Regions from separate parts of the Homo sapiens genome. Here region 1 is linked to region 2. The links are chromatin loops, found by intact Hi-C in ENCODE. Cell type or tissue: HepG2. All regions are shown on one strand. Each heading gives the region's core, and the rest is flanking DNA. Links, peaks and the distances in the headings are about the cores only.

Region 1 (8,331 bases), core at 199-8,198, 67 kb before region 2:
ATAAAGATAGTTGCTGTGAAGGTGCTGAGATAACTCGATTTTACCAACCCCCTCTTCTGGAGGAAGCCAGAATGGAATCCTGTAGAATGTTCACTCTACCAACGAACTCTTGTTTTTCTAATGAGGAAACAGAGGCCCACAGTAGTAAACTATCTTAACCAAGACAAAATGACTAGTGCTCTGGTCCTTTTATTAAGCACTAAAATTTTGATCCAATAATAAATCTGTCCAGTAGAAGGAGTTTCCCTAATGTACTGGTTCTAACTTGTTCCCTTCAAGGGGCCAGTGTCCCGTACACATAGCTAAATGGGACTTCTCTTCAACTACCATTACCCAGAGGGCAGAACCTAAAATGCTGTGAATGACATTCTGCTGTTCACATCTCAGCAGCAGTGTTGCATTTGAGCTTCTGCAGGGCCACCCAGGACCTATATCTGCTCAGATGTTTAACTCATCTAATTCAGTGAACACTTCATTCTAGTTAACTGAACATCTACTTTGTACAAGGCACTACAGCGGTTCAGAGATGAATAAAATCATGAGATTCCACTGTCTCCTATAAACCATCACTTTGGGAAATTTTAGAAATGTGGGTAAGCTCCAGGGCTTCCTGCAGCGTAGAAGTCACAAACTCAAATGCCTGCAGAGGCCCAGCTGACAACATAAGTAAATGATTCTGGCTGGGCGGAAAACAATTACGGGTGGGTGGGTTTCCAGCTGGGGAGTGCACGCCTGTGTTAAAGGACAGCTGCTACTCATTTCCAGCCAACTGTGTTCCCATGTAGAACTGCGGCCCAGTGTAGCCAGTACCGAAGATTTCTCAGAAAAAGCCGGAGATCTCAATGTTAGTGTAAAATCTCTCAAATTTCCAAGAGGATTATATGGGGCAAAGGTTCTCAGATCAGTTTGCAGTCTCTTACTTAGCCCATGTGCAGAGCAGTCGTAGAGGGTAGCATGCAGTGTCCTACATAATAATTCTTTTTTATTTTATTTTATGCCTTCCTCCTTCCTGTCTCTCTTTAACCTTTCTTCTTCCCTCAGGCTGGCTTCTTCCCTCAGCCTCGTCCGACCCCAGCCTGGGTTCAATGAACATTCGGTAAAGGAACACGGAATGTCAAGCGCATTAGAGACAACCTTGAGACACATTCCTCTTGCGGTAAGCACTTCACTGTAGATTTTTAATTTTAAACAAGACAATGTTTACGACTTGCTTCTTTCAGGGAAGAGCGATATCAATTTTAGTGAACACTTCAAGGCTGAGATACGCTAGGAGAGTCGTGTGGTGTTGCACAGCAAAGAATTCCACTTTGAAGCGAGTGGGAAAAAAAGCATCAAATGCCACATGTAACTCACCGCCTGAAGGGTTACATTGGTATGAAACCTGGGTTTAAAAAGGGACCGAATAGACTAGCCATTAAAAGACCTGCGTACAACCTCTCTCTCTCTCTTTGAGAGATAATGTATCTGGACAATAAACATGAACAGAGTGGAGTCTATCCTGTTTAAAACATTGCCTACTGTACAGGCACCAGGAGCTGAAGGGTCAGAATATTAGCAGTGGGAGCTTGATTAGAAGTTGATGAGAGATGGGTAGTAGGAGGAAAGAGTGAGATAGAGGAAGAGGACATGGGGGTTACCCGTAAGTGGAGAGTAGAAAAGTAGAATCAGCTGGCCATCAAAGGGCGTGGGACTGAGGAACAGTATGGCATGTATTAAATATACTAAGCGCTGACATTGGAGGAGAACTAGGAAGGTAAATGAAATCAATAGGGGATGATGGAGAATAGTTAGGTGTGCAGGGATTAGGGTTATGATAGAAATACATGTGAATACATGCAGTATTGTCCTGGAAAATGGTTAACAGTTGGTTCTCCTGGGGGGTGAGGGGAAGCCCTGATTTGTAATATTTGCCTATTTCTGTGGTGCAAATACTCCCACCATGACCAGTTTCAAGCTATGAATGTGAAGTCACAGAAAGCAGGGTTGGGAGGAGATGCGCACATTTGTTCCCCGGCAAGGTGGAAGGTAAGGAAGGTGAAATCAACAAGGTCAAAGAAAACTCAAGATTTCGAGGTGCCTCAGGTCTGAGGGGCAATGAAGTCTAGGGAATGGCTGTGCTGAGGTAGCTGAAATAGAAGTGACTGCAGAGGTCATGAAGCTGAAGAGGTGAAAACAGAAATTAGAAAGGCAAACCCCCACCGCCCAACCCCCACCCCTGCAGCCAGTTTCTGAGGGTGACAATAGAGGAAAGGGTGGAGATGGAGTTCAGGTCCAGAAGCCATAGAAGCGAGTGTGACATTGTGCTCAAGGTCAGCACATGTCAGTGTGGGGTGTCACATGCTGTTGTGAACCATCATTTATCACCAATTATGGAAGACCTCCTATGGGCATCTTGCCATATGCATTATAAAGATGTGTAAGAAGACATTTCCCTCCACTTGGTGAGGAGAATTAGGGCTGTACACAGATACTGTAGAGTGCCATGTGCCTGGTACAGATAAGGTGTGTTAGAGGTTAAAAGATGAGGCTCTTAATATTAATGATAGATCCCACTTACCTGAGTCTGACTTACAATGTGCCTAGCATTAAGTGTTTTACCTGCATTCCCTTTGACCTTCAGAACAACCCATTTTACAGATAGGGAAATTGGGTCAGAAAGTTTCAGTAACTTATCCAAGGTCACACAATTGGCAAGTGCCAGAGCTGAGCCAGGAACTGAGGTCCTTCTAACACCAAACAGCTTGTCTCCCCAATCACTGTGCTATTTTCCCTCCCCCAGAAGATAATACTCTGATGGAAATGAAGGATAGTGTAATAGGAGATTCGGTGTTCCTTTTTTTAAAAAAAATTCAGCTTGCATATTCCTAAAGAGTCAATTCATGTTTAAAAAAAATTTCCCTTGTGCTTGCATGTGACATGTATTTTTAGGATCTGCTGTTAGCAAGTGTATTTTTGTGTGATTGAGTGGGAGAGTGGGAAAAGTTTTGCAGAGCTGTTGAAGCCAGAATGCAGGGGGGCTGCGCAGCAGAGACTGTAAAATCTCTGCCATCTCAGGTCTTGGAACAAGCACAAAGAGATGTGTTCTCGATTTATTATTCTATGTACATCCCCAGATGAATGACTAGTTAAAGGTATTGTTAAAGCATTTTAAATGACCCACTTCCAGCAGCGAACAAAATCACTTGCTGTGCCAAGCCAACTGGCATTTCTGAGATGATAAAACCACAAAGTGAGGAAAACGTTAAAACTGCTAAAGCAAAAATGATACACAATAATGGAGAAGGAGAAAAATTGAGCTTTATTGTCTGCCTAGGCAGATGGCTGACCACTAGGTGGGCCTCGGCGTCACGTCCAGGGTAATTGGTTGCTGGGGTGTTTCTGGCGAGGAAGATTCACGCTTCAGCTCGGTCCACAAGATCCTGGCTCATTCTTTCCTAGATTCCATTTTCTGCGTCCTCTCCATGACTGGGTCTGATGGTTGATCCAAACGGGCAATTGAAATCAGAAGGTTACCTTTACCTTAAAATGCTTTTCTGGAAATAAAAGGACATGAAAAGTAACTAAGGACCGGATTTCCTAGCCGTCTTTCTCTCCTGCATGCGCAATTTATCCCCAGATATAAAATTGCCTGCTTTGATAATTATACCCTCTAAATGAGGGGCAAGTGGCTAATTATGCCCACATGTGGCCGATTGCACTCCCCATTAGCCAATTATGTGCTCAATTATTTGTGCACATGAATAATTGCACTCATGGAAAATAGCGGCCCTCCTTTCAAATCCTCCTGCTTGGAGTGGCTGATGGAGTAATTGTCACACTGGAAATGCACTTGGTGGGGAGGGAAAGAGTATCAGATACCAGGAAACGCATAAGTGACCAGAGCTCGCAGATGTTCACTGCCACAAATGGCCTTAGGAGCCAGAGAGAGCGGGAAGGACCACAGGATGGAACGGGCCAGCCTGTGAGTTAGGAAGCCTGCTTCTGAAGTTGCCTGGGCAGCTCATGTGCGGTGACCTTGGGCAAGTCATTAACTTTCCTTCAGGTCTAACTGGTTCTGCATACACAATGAGGATGGTAATAACGCCCAATTCCCATCACTATCGTGGGATGGATCAGACTATTTAAAAGGATTTACAATCTGCTTGGGTAAAAGCTTTACATAAATATGAGGCATTATCATGTCGCTTGGTACATCTCCAATTATGAAGGAAGGGTAATGACCCTCCACAGCAATGCAGGACTCCTGGTTTGGAGGGAGGGAAAGTTTGAGAAGGACAGGAAGCTTGTTGCCCCAGCACTGATGTTTCTACTGAGGTACCAGAAAATGTCATGTGGTCATACAGAATTCATTTATTCATTCAACAAACATCTGTCAATTGTTACACTGTCCTGAGAATTTGGAAAAATGATGAAAGACTCAGTCCTGCCTTAGGAGGTCACTGGCACATTGGCCCGGGCCCCTGTTTTGGGCCTTTTACTCTGACCTGTGCTGATTTGCAAATAGTGGGAAATTTTATCTCAAGTCTAGGAAATCTGGCATGCATTTTCACGGTTTGATTGCCAGGTACATTCGATGGCAATGAGTCTTATAATGTTTGGTTACCTTCATTTACCTAAGAACTGTGGTTGTTGCTGTGGTTGTTGTTTTTGTTGTTTTTGAGACGGAGTCTTGCTCTGTCATCCAGGCTGGAGTGCAGTGGCATGATCTCCGGTCACTGCAAACTCCACCTCCCAGGTTCAAGCGATTCTCATGCCTCAGCCCCCTCAGTAGCTGGATTACAGGCGCGCACCACCATGCCCGGCTAATTTTTGTATTTTTAGTGGAGACAGAGTTTCACCATGTTGGCCAGGCTGGTCTCGAACTCCTGATCTCTGGTGATCCGCCTGCCTCGGCCTCCCAAAGTGCTGGGATTACAGGCGTGAGCCACTGTGCCCAGCCGGAACTGTGGTTTTAATGACAATGCTAAAAAGTGGTATATGTCACAGTGTCGGGTGGGGCTAAGAGGCACATTGCTGCAGTGATCCATCATTCATTTCCCACCATTCTCGCCTGGATTAGCGCAGCAGCTCCCAGAGAGGCACCTCACTTTGACCTTCTTCCTCAAAGACATTCTCTGTGACCTGCCTGGCCCTTATTACCTCTCTAGCTTTGCCACTTCCCTATGTCTCCATCTCCCCTCTCACACGTAGTAGAAAGAGACTCTACCTCATGGAGTAAGGAGAGGCTTCACAGAGGCAGGATTGCTATTAGTCTTCAAAGATGAGGTATTTGCTAAATGAATGAGACAAAGGGATTGGGGCCACATTACAGGAAATTGAGGTATGTAATAGCCTGGTGCAGGTTAAGAGTGTGGACTCTGAAACCAGACTCAGCCTGGAATTGAATCCTGGCTGTGTGATGTTGGGCCAGTGACTTAACCTCTCTGTGCTTTTATTCACTCTTCTATAAAATGGGGATTATAATAAACCTACCTTATAAGGTTATTATAAGAGTCAGTAAATATAAAAATAGAAGTTTTTGGATGATGACTAGCACAGAGTAAACACTTGTTTGCCATTATTTTTATTACTTGACTAAAAATATACCAAAAAGACCATCCAAGAAAAGCCTTTAAGCTGCTAGTGCAGAAAGATTCCCCTTGTGTTTGTGTGCTGGGGGGTCAGTGGTGCCTGTGGCCCACTGGAGAGGAGACAGCTATGGCTGGAGTGATTCTCAAACTTCAGAATGTCTAAAATCATCACATGGACAACTTATTAAGGAAAGCAAATGCCTGGGCTCCATCCTCAGAGAGTCTCATTCACTGGGTCAGGATAGAGCCCAGGAATCTTTACCTTAAAGAACCATCCCACCTCCCACCTCATATGATCCTTATGCAGGTGATCTGGGGCCCACACTTTGAGAAATAGACTCAGGTCAAAGTGGCTCTAACTGCATCTCATTTCTCACCTGGCATATCTAATAGTAGAGAAGAAGACAATGCTAAGATTTTTGTTGGAGATCTTTTGCTGGGATTGCTGCTTCATTCATTCACTCATTTATTTATTTATTTATTTATTTTGAAACAGAGTCTCACTTTGTCACCCAGGCTGGAGGGCAGTGGCACAATCTGAGCTCACTGCAGCCTCAGGCTCCTGGGTTCAATCGATTCTCTTGCCTCAGCCTCCCGAGTAGCTGGGATTACAGTCATGCACCACCACGCCCAACTAATTCTTGTATTTTTAGTAGTGACAGCGTTTCACCATGTTAGCTAGACTGGTCTCGAACTCCTGACATCAGGTAATCTGCCTGCCTCGGCCTCTCAAAATTAGTAGCTGCAATTACACGTGTGAGCTGCCGTGCCTGGCCTGCTGTTTCTTTTAGTTGGGCCTCTTCTGTAATAGAGTGTGAGAATTCTGACTTGCTGCAACAGTCTGCTTTGAAGCAGGGCTGTGTTTACACTGGTCAGATGTGGAATTGTGGGGCACACTTAGCAGCTTCCTTCTCTAATTTTTCTGTATTTTCAGGAGAACAATTTTAAAAAATTTAATAAAAATGCCTTAAAAATTAACATTATTATAAGATGAATCCCATTTTTCTAATCTTGTAAATTAAAAACAATCATAAGCATATGAGCACCTGCACTTAGGGAATCAAGGTGGCAAAGCTAAACACTTCCAGCTCTAGGTGATTCGCGGCAATACAAATGGAGCTGGACTTTGGCCACAGTGCAAAAATATTGATCTGTTGTTAGATGCTCTGAAGTTTCCAGAAAGAATTGGTTCTGCCTGCTGTGCTTCAGTGCTTAAGGGAAGTGGTTCCTCAAAATGTTAGTTTTTAAGCCCAGCTTTCTTAAATAGGAAGATTCTAATAGTAGCAAAAATATAAACTGCTTCTAGGTTTAAAAAGGACCCAGCACACAATGGTTATCACACACCTTTCTCCTCAGGTGATGAGTGGATGAGTGGCCTGGTGTATTTCATAACATCTCCCAGGGTCCAAATGCTAAAGCAATTGCTGAAAAGATACCATGTGTACCGGAACCTTGCAGAGGTATTTTGTTGGCATAAAAAGAAATATTGATCATCTATAGTAAAAATGGTTCTACTTTAATACTACTGAGAAAAGATTTTCTTTTCCCAGATCTACATCCTGAATCTTCATGAAGACAAGATCCCCTAAACTTCCACTAACACCATAATGTGTGCTGTCCTTTGTAATGTAGTCCACAGATCTCATAAACTGTCAGAAATAGCAGAGATTGTAAGGTCATCCACTTCCCCTGTAAGGCCTGCGTCCCTCACTTACATCCCTAATAACGTCCTCTAACCTCTGCTGGAGGGCAGATTTAGCTGCCAGCTGGGAAGAGCTCTGCCCTAGTCAACATTTTTATCTGTGGCTTTCAGATGAGAACACTGGATGCTTATCTGAAAAAAGCTCCTCAGGCTGGAGGGAGGGATTGGCTCTAACAAGATGCAATGTGATAAGAATAAAAGCGAAGCCAAACTCTAGGCCCAAAGGCTCTAGCAACACACTTTTGAGAACCTTGGAGACGAGTTTTGGCTGATGCGAGCTTCTCCGCCTGCTAAAGTAGCCCATTCCATTTGGACGGCTCTAGAGGCTGGCATGTTCTTCTCCACGTTGTGTTAATGTACTCCAGTTTCTTCCTGCCATGAACTGGCATGCCCTGGCTCCTCCTACCTTCCCCACTTTAAGTCTTCCCTCCCTCCTTCTGACCTTCCCATTCCAGCCACACTGGCCTTTTGTCTGGTCCTAACAAACCATGCCTTTCCTGCCTCCAAGCCCTACACCTGCTATCCATCCCTCTGTCTGAGAGACACTCCCACCCCTTCACAAAGCCTGTTTCTCATCCTTCCAGTTCAGATGTCTTCTCAGCTTGCCTCAACTGACCTCTTTCAGCTATTCTCACTCTTTGTACTCTGTTCATTTCCTTCCTGGCAGTCACCATAATTTATCTTTATTTGAATCAATTTCTTAGTTGTATTATTTAGTTATTTGCACACTCTGTCTCTCTGTGCCTTTCTTATTCACTGCAGGCTTTCTTATGTAAGTAATTTATTTACTTAAATTTTTAAAAATAATTTCAACTTTTGGCCGGGCACAGTGGCTCACGCCTGTAATCCCAGCACTTTGGGAGGCCGAGGTGGGTAGATCAGCTGAGGTCAGGAGTTCGAGACCAGCCTGGCCAACATGGTGAAATCCCATCTCTATTTAAAATACAAAAACTAGCCGGGCGTGGTGGTATGCACCTGTAATCCCAGCTACTCGGGAGGTTGAGGGAGGAGAATCACTTGAACCGGGGAGGTGGAGGTTGCAGTGAGCTGAGATCACGC
Region 2 (8,331 bases), core at 32-8,031:
TTGAGAGAGAAACAAAATACAAGGTGAGTGAAAATTCTGAGATCCTTGTGAGAATAATTCATATAAATTTAATATATTCAGCTTGATTCTAAAGGCAATGTTGAGAGGAGGCCCGTGGGGCTGCATGTTCTTCAGTGTAATGTGAAGTACTGAGCTGATTATAGTGGTTATTCAATTAAAAGATATGTATTTTAAAATTATTATTATACTTTAAGTTCTGGGATACATGTGCAGAACGTGCAGGTTTATTACATAGGTATACACGTGCCACGGTGGTTTGCTGCACCCATCATCCCGTCATCTACATTAGGTATTTCTCCTAATGCTATCTCTCCCCTAGCCCCCCACCCCACAACAGGCCCTGGTGTGTGATGTTCCCCTCCCTCTGTCCATGTGTTCTCATTGTTCAACTCCCACTTATGAGTATATTTTTAATGGGCAAGCTCTGCTCAAATACAGGCTACAGTCAGTATGTGACTGAGCTGTGATCTCTCTCGTCAAAGGGACTACAGCGCACCCTTTGAATTACCTTCACACTCACTGACGGTTTTAAGAGTTTGGCCACTTTCCCCACGTCTGAAAGCGACTCTACCTTAGATGTGAGAAAGATGCGGCTGACTTTGGCTGGCAGATGGAGAAGAATGGAAAAGCAGCAGACAGTGTTCATGCATGGCTGACACTAGAAAGAATTCTTCTGGATTTCACAGTCATTGAAATGAAAAGATGTGATCCAGAACAGGATCTTCCTTTTAACTGGTGTCTGCAGTGTTCTCTCCTCTGCTTCTTCACTCATTTCAAGAAGTCTCTAAGGGGCAGCCTGATGTGGAAAAGATGTTAAGGGAAGAAGAGGGCATCCTAATTCTAGGTTTGATAAGGACATTTTTGATACTGGTAAAACCCTGAAATTATGGAAATTATGATTTGTTCTGTATGCCAACGAGAATCGTGGTTTTCCTTTTGCTCTTTTCCTTGCGAAGGAGCCAACTCCTTCTGGATCTTTGTTTTTATTTTTTCCTCCTTAAGTCACTGCTGAGGTATTTTTAAACCAAGCCAACACGTATATTTTATTCACCGAAGGAAGAACAAAGCATCTGCTAATAGAAGCAGTGAAAAAAGCACAGCAGTCAGAGGCCTCGTGTCTAAAGCTCAGTTCATTACTCCTAACCTGCCATTGGCCAATATTTCAACCTTTCTGAGTTGCTCTTTCTCATCTGCAAAATGGGGTTAATGGAGGATTTCATCTGCAAGTGGGGATAAGAGACATGAAAAGAACTGACGCGAAATAAACACGAGTTGAATCCTAACAATAATATTTTGACTATGTAGTTACAACAAACTTTTCTTTCTTCTTTTTTTTTTTTTCTGTGAGAAGTGCCTTTGGTGGATTTTGAATTCTTTTTCATACTGCCTGTTCTTTGGTGGGACTCCAGCAACATTGCTGTAACTCGAGGATATATGGCTGCAATGTGTGTTTGGCTTCCTTTCTCAAGGGGGTCAAATAAAAAGGCAACTGTTTAGAGAAGGCACCAAAGTACAAAACAAAAATCTCAGAATATGCCAGCCAATCTTGGAAAGTCATCTGAAGAAGAAAAAGTGCTGCTGAGGAAGGAAAACGGCCCTTTTGTGGGCATCACTTCTGCTCTTCTGAAAAAAAGCCCCGATGCTGCAATATTTTTCAAGGCAGAATATCGTCCCAGATGGAGGAGGGAGCACTGACAAGCAGAAAAGGAGAGACGTGCGGTTTCGAGGCAGCGTCTGTAAGGGGTGGAGAGCGCGGGGCTCGGAGCCTCGCAGTTCTTTGTTGGGGGCGCGGGCTTCGTTATTCCCGAGGCAGCAATGGCTCCCCCTCGGAGGTCCCTCCGCGGAGACCGCCTCGCGCCTCTCGCAGTCCCCAATCCCCGCCCCTCCCAGCCCTCGCTGACCCCACAACGTGGTCGGACTGCGGTGCCTTTAAGGCTTTTGCCTGCTGCACATGCTCAGCTCTTTGTGTGTTGTTGGAGTTTTTCTCTCTTAAGAGAAAAAGAAGAAATAGGCAGGAGGATGGGGCGGAGGAAGGGGGAAGCGCTAGGGAAAAAGCGTTGCACTTTTGCAGCTGCAGACGGCGGACGGGAAGGACTTCTTTTCTGCTGAAGCTGCGAAGCCTGTGTCGATCTCTCATTCGTGGGGCTCCCGGGGCGCGGGGTGCGGGTGGGGCCGGGGTGCCCGCACCGGCCGGGGGGAAGGGCACGCGGGCCACACCTGGGGGGCCTGTCTCCAGTCAGCGCGCGGGCCAGGCGGGGTGGGCGCGCGCGCGTGGGGGAGTCCCCGGTCCCTGTCAGGGGCGGGGCGAGACCAAGGCGCCGGGCCTGTGGGGAGGAGTGTAGGCGCGCGCGAGGGCGGGGGGCGGCCCCACGCATCGTGGGCTCCCGGCGCTGCCGCTGCGGCCGGCTCGAGGCACCGGAGACAGAATGGCTGCCGGGGCGCCCTTGACCGCCGGGCGGGCGAGGCGGGGCTGACCGCCGCCTCCTTGATCGCCCCCTTCCACGTTGGGCGCGCCCACTTCGGGGCGCCCGCTCGGCCCCCGCCCTCCTGGGCGCGCGGCGCTCGGAGCCGAGGCAGTTGGCGCGGGCCGCGGGCGAGGCGGGGCCGCGCGCGGGGTCCCCTCCTCCTGCCGGTCAGGTCCCCTCAGGAGCGCCGGGCGCAGTCTGCGCCTCCCGCTCCCCGCCTCCGGCCGGGTCCGGGACGCCGCGGCTGTGGGGTCGGCCCGCTAAGGACAAGGTCGGGAGACTGGGTGGCGATGCCCGAGTGCGACTGGAGGCAGCCGAGCGGAGGCGACGGCGGTTGGGATCTGTCCCTCCTGACCGGGGAGCGGGACTCGGACGGGCGCCGGTGAGGAGGAGGAGAAGCGGCGGCGGAGAGGTTTTCTGCGGCCGGAATTCCCTTCAACAGCATCCCTGTCGGCGCCCGCGAGCGCAGTCTCGCCGGGCAGGGGCGCCGGGGAAGATGGAGACTGGGGGCCGGGCCCGCACTGGTACCCCGCAGCCAGCGGCCCCGGGGGTGTGGAGGGCTCGGCCGGCGGGCGGCGGCGGCGGGGGCGCCTCCTCCTGGCTGCTGGACGGGAACAGCTGGCTGCTGTGCTATGGCTTCCTCTACCTGGCGCTCTACGCGCAGGTGTCCCAGTCCAAGCCGTGCGAGAGGACCGGCTCCTGCTTCTCGGGCCGCTGTGTCAACTCCACCTGCCTCTGCGACCCGGGCTGGGTGGGGGACCAGTGCCAGCACTGCCAGGGCAGGTTCAAGTAAGTGCCTTCGCCGGACCCCGAACCTCCAGCCCTGCCTCGCTCCCGTCGCGGCCTTCCCCGCCCCCCTCGCGGCCTCCCCCGCCCCCGTCGCTGCCTCTGATCCCCCGGCCGTGAGTGAACCTCAGCGCGCGGCGGGAGCGGGCGAGAGTGGGGCCCGCGCCGCGCCCCCTCCAGCCCCGGGGCGCCCCGGGAGAGCTCGGGCCCGCGCGGAGCCCTGACCAACGGGGAGCTAGGCATTTCTCGAGCGTTCCAGATGTCCGCAGCGACTTCTGATCCGCTGCTCAGCACGAACATTTTCACAATCAGTTATGATGCCCAGCACCATTTTCTTGGGATAATATTTAAAAATCAGAAATTGTCCAAGTTACTTATGAAATACATGCGCATTGTGAAAAATTCACAAAAGTGTAAAGGTTCAGTTATGATCTATGAGTGCCTCTCTCTTTCCCCATTCTCTTCTCTCTAGAGGTGACCCCTTCTAACATTTATTTAGTCATCATAGTGATGTTAATAAGTAGAGTTTATGATGGACTTGCTAAGTGCCAAACACTCTTCTAAGCGCTTTATGTCAATTTTCTCATTTATTCCCTACAACAACTCTGTGAGTTGCTAGAATTATTATGCTGGATTTACGGAGAGAAATCGAGGCGATACATTGAAGTAACTTGGCCAGGATTACACAGTAGTAAGGGCCGAGTTATGATTCCAAATCAGCTGGCACATTCTGGAGCCAGTACACACTCCAGAATGTGTACTTTTAACGAATTTGCTGTGTTGTATTTGCTAGGACAATCTTGAATTGAGAAATACAAAGGTGACTTTAGGTTAGATAGAAGGACGTTTTTATGTGGTGAGGATAATGGATTTTTTTCTGATCGGTTAATTCACTGTCAGCTTTTGTGCGGGAACATCGCTTTGGCTTGTTTGAAGCTCAAGGAGCCTAAGAAGTTTGCTTGCTAAGGTGAAGGTACTTTCTTCGTACTGGTTGGTGTTTATTACATTCTTGCCTGATATAAAAAGCAATGGGTCACAGTGTAGGGGAGTAGCAAAAGTCACTTAATATTGGGGCAGGCTTCTAACAACATGCAGGTAACAGTCATTAAGAAAGTCAGCTTCTTAGTCTTCTAGATACTTAATATGAAGTTTGCTGGCTGGTTTGTGGCTCTTGAATATTGTAGATTACTGATATTGTTAGGCTGATAGCCAAAATCTAGGTGAAATTTCTCTTGGGCTCTAAGGCAAAGGTAAGACTGGTTCACCTTATTAATGTATTCTAGGACAATTTCCTGGAATTTTAAACACAGCATACTTTCCTTTTTTTTTTTTTTTAAAAAAAAACTTACTATTACTGATTAAAATAAATGTCCCTTAAAACTCAATGTAAAAATGTATATTTTTAAAATGGCACTTTAAAATTTTAGGTAGAGTCTATGATTTAAATTAACTAGTAGGTTTTGGAAGTGAAATCTTAAAGTGAAGTTTTATGAAACTTATGCAATAGGTTGAAATTTTTCTAGGGTTTATACTTTAAAGGTAGTATAGTAATGTAGTTTTAAAAATACTTTTTAAAAAAATTAGGAGAGATGCTGATTAAAAGTTTAAAAAGTGTTTCAAGATGAGGAAAGAGATCTTAATGAATTCTGCTTGTTAGTTGTTTTTTTTTGCTTGTGTTCTTAAACGTTTGCTATGACAGTAGAATTCAGCGTCTTTACCTAGCAAGAGAGAATTTTGAACATGTAAACTGGTAGTCAGCAGTGAAAAAGCCTCATCCATTTTTTACATTTTTTTTACATAAATAGGGAGAGTGCCTGATTTATATGTAGGGATATTGGCTTTTGTGTGGGTGGGTTTGCTCCGTTTGTCTAAAGAGGACAAAATTTGCTGCAGTCCTGAGAAGCTTCATTTTAAAGTAGCGGAACTTGTTAATCAGCTGGATCAGCAGCCTGTGACCTCACTAGCAGATGTTGTCCCAGTTAAAAAGATCACAGATCAAGTTAAAACTAGCTTAAATAACATTGAGAGGTGGTGTTCATAAACAAAATACATTAGTGAGTAGAAGAAGAATAGATATTTGATGTAGATATTGTTAAATAACAATAAATCCTGAGCTAATCACTGAGTATTCATCTTTTCCTTGGAAGCTATTATTTCCTAGGACTCATTGTACTCTATTGGGTAAATGCTTTTGCATTTCTCTGTGGAATACAAGCTATTAATTAGAGTAAATATAACTGGTGTAACGATCTGTGTTTTTATTATGTATACTCTTGGGGATAAAGAACACATTGGTATTTAATGTTAAAGAGAAGGATTATGTATAGTAGAAAAGAATTCTTCTTGGTAAAGTACATGCAAATAAACCTATGAAAGGTTTATTTGAAGATAGTAGCTTGTTTTACCTGGCATTTGAAGTAATAACACAGTGGGAAAGGCTTTAACTAGAAAATCTCACTTCACTAACTATCTTGAAAATCTTTTTCTAAACTGAAGGATAGCAACCTTACAAACAGACATTAAAAATGATTGATCAATCTTGGTAAGCAGGTGTCAAAATTAATTGGTTGGCTCCATGGTAACTTAGCTTTTTTTCTACTATAGGGATTTCGCCAGGGAATAAAAATGTTCTTCAAATGTTTCTTGAGGATAGAAGATTGATAGTTGGGGGAAGAAATGCAGAAGCAAATATAGTATCAAAAGTGGTACTTCAGTTCTCTTAGCATTGATTCCAGTCTTCTGTTTCCATTTGAAAAGAATAAAGCACTCAGAATAACAAGCCATTCCTTCCTTACACAGGTAAAACAAAAGGAACATTGATTTTTCACCCAAAGCTAGACTAAAGGACTTGGGATTGAGAATAGGAAAATATATTTGAAATATAATAATCAAAGATACAGACTCTAATTCAAGTTGTATTTATTTGAATAGTTCAGTGTAATGTTAAGCAAGAAAATATTCTGCTATAATCTATTTGAATGACGTTCTCTTTTAGAAGGGAGCCCTTGAGAATTAATTTTGTAGAGTAGAGATTTATATAAATTTATATAAATATAAAGAGTATTGCTCTTTATATTAGTCAAATATAAAGGGGTATATTTTTACCCCTCTTAGGTTAGTCAAATTTGGATACTTCATTTCACGCATTTAAAATGGAAGTATGCTGGGTGCCGTGGCTCAGGCCTGTAATCCCAGCACTTTGGGAGGCCGAGGTGGAAGGATCCCTTGAGCCCAGAAGTTTGAGACCAGTCTGGGCAAGATAGTGAGACCTCATCTCTACAAAAAATATTTTAAAAGTAGCTGGGCATGGTGGCACACACCTGTGGTCACAGCTACAAGAGAGAGTGAGGCGGAAGAATTCCTTGAGCTCAGGAGGTTGAGGCTGCAGTGAGCTGTAATCACGCCACTGCGCTCCAGCTTGGGTATCAGAGCGAGACTCTTCTTAAAAATTTATATATACATATATGAAGCATTCTATTTGTAGTGACAGCAAAATGAAGATGTAATGATATAATGTCAGGAATTAGGTTGTTATTATAGACAAAAACGGGCAGAATAAAGTGTGTAAACTCTTCCCCTAAGCTGTTAAAAATATATGCATATTGCCTGGCTTGGTGTCTCACGCCTGTAATCCCAACTCTTTGGGAGACCGAGGCGGGCGGATCATGAGGTCAGGAGATCGAGACCATCCTAGCTAACACAGTGAAACCCCGTCTCTACTAAAAATACAAAAATTAGCTGGGTGTGATGGCACGCACCTGTAGTCCCAGTTACTCAGGAGGCTGAGGCAGGAGAATCGCTTGAACCCAGGAGGCGGAGGTTGCAGTGAGCATAGGTCGCGCAACTGCACTCCAGCCTGGGCAACAGAGCGAGACTCCGTCTCAAAACAAAACAAAAATAAACAACAACAACAAAAAACAAATATATATATATGCATATGTAAATACATATATATTTGGAATCCTTTTTACTTGTAAGGAAACTGACAGTAATTATAAACTTAAACTGAATGTTCCCTGTCCCTAAGACTTCTTTATTTCAAAGTTTTATTTTAATGGATAATTTATATCCATGGATTATTTTTACATTATTAAAGTGTATAATCACACAGTAGGAATTTAAAATAATTTAAATTGAGTGTTTCTTAGATTCTAAATTGATAAGGTAAGTTACTTGTAGAAGCATAGTAGCATGGTTTTCAAGAACACGTGTCTGCATGATTTGGCCCCTTTAGCTGATTAGACTCAGGCCTCCTTTCCTCTGCCCTGACTGGCCTTTTGAAGTTCCTTGAAAGTGTCACATTCCTTTTGGCCTTAGTGCATTTTATACACGTAACTGTGAACTCTTTCCTCTCTGGTCTTTGCTTGGGTGATTACTGATCATCCTTCTAATCTTAGCTTAAATACTAGTTTCTTTTTTTTTTTTTTTTTTTTTTTTTTGAGACCGAGTCTGGCTCTGTCACCCAGGCTGGAGTGCAGTGGCGCAATCTCGGCTCACTGCAAGCTCCGCTTCCTGGGTTCACGCCATTCTCCTGCTTCAGCCTCCCGAGTAGCTGGGACTACAGGCGCCCGCCACTACGCCCGGCTAATTTTTTGTTTAGTAGAGACGGGGTATCACCGTGTTAGCCAGGATGGTCTCGATCTCCTGACCTCGTGATCCACCCGCCTCGGCCTCCTAAAGTGCTGGGATTACAGGCGTGAGCCACTGCGCCTGGCCACTTAAATACTAGTTTCTAAAGGAGGCTTGTCTGACTCTTCACACTAGGTTACCCCTTATATACTGCCCTAATAGCACTATTTTTCCTTCTTAGTATTGTCAAAAATGAGGTGTTTAATTATAATTTTGATAGTTATTTAAACAAAATTTTTAAGAGATTGAGGTATAATTGTCAAACAGCACAATTTAAAATGTACAATTTATTTAAATTATACAATTTGATAAGTTTTGTCATATGTATTTGCATCTGAAACTGTCACCACAATCAAAATCATAAAAATACCAATCACGCTAGAAAGTTTCCATGTGTTTCCTTTGTAAACCCTCCCTTTTCTAGTTGCCA

The links. Hi-C counts contacts between places; a loop is a spot of excess contacts. Peaks named below come from ENCODE experiments on the same cell type or tissue, not always from the same donor. Only the 100,000 strongest peaks of a DNase experiment are listed, where the experiment ranks them.
Region 1: it touches region 2 in a loop (2.9-fold over the local background); 4 of 110 quality-filtered maps call a loop at or near these places.

What each region holds. Positions count from the first base shown.
Region 1 is chr10:115,023,240-115,031,570 of GRCh38, forward strand. It overlaps LOC107984272 (a long non-coding RNA gene), which reads left to right. Exons shown (of 3, transcript XR_001747595.1): 2 at 1,042-1,156. LOC124902509 (a long non-coding RNA gene) reads right to left here and starts at 6,617. Exons shown (of 2, transcript XR_007062297.1): 1 at 4,614-6,617; 2 at 3,273-3,533. In HepG2, for the core only: a CTCF peak has its summit at 3,335 (motif pointing right); no DNase peak of the experiment used is centred there.
Region 2 is chr10:115,090,769-115,099,099 of GRCh38, forward strand. It overlaps ATRNL1 (attractin like 1), which reads left to right and starts at 2,597. Exons shown (of 29, transcript NM_207303.4): 1 at 2,597-3,275. The coding sequence starts at 2,983. RefSeq lists silencers at 2,128-2,637, 2,668-2,797, 2,888-3,167. In HepG2, for the core only: a CTCF peak has its summit at 3,106 (motif pointing left); no DNase peak of the experiment used is centred there; H3K4me3 peaks cover 1,252 bases; H3K27me3 peaks cover 2,569 bases.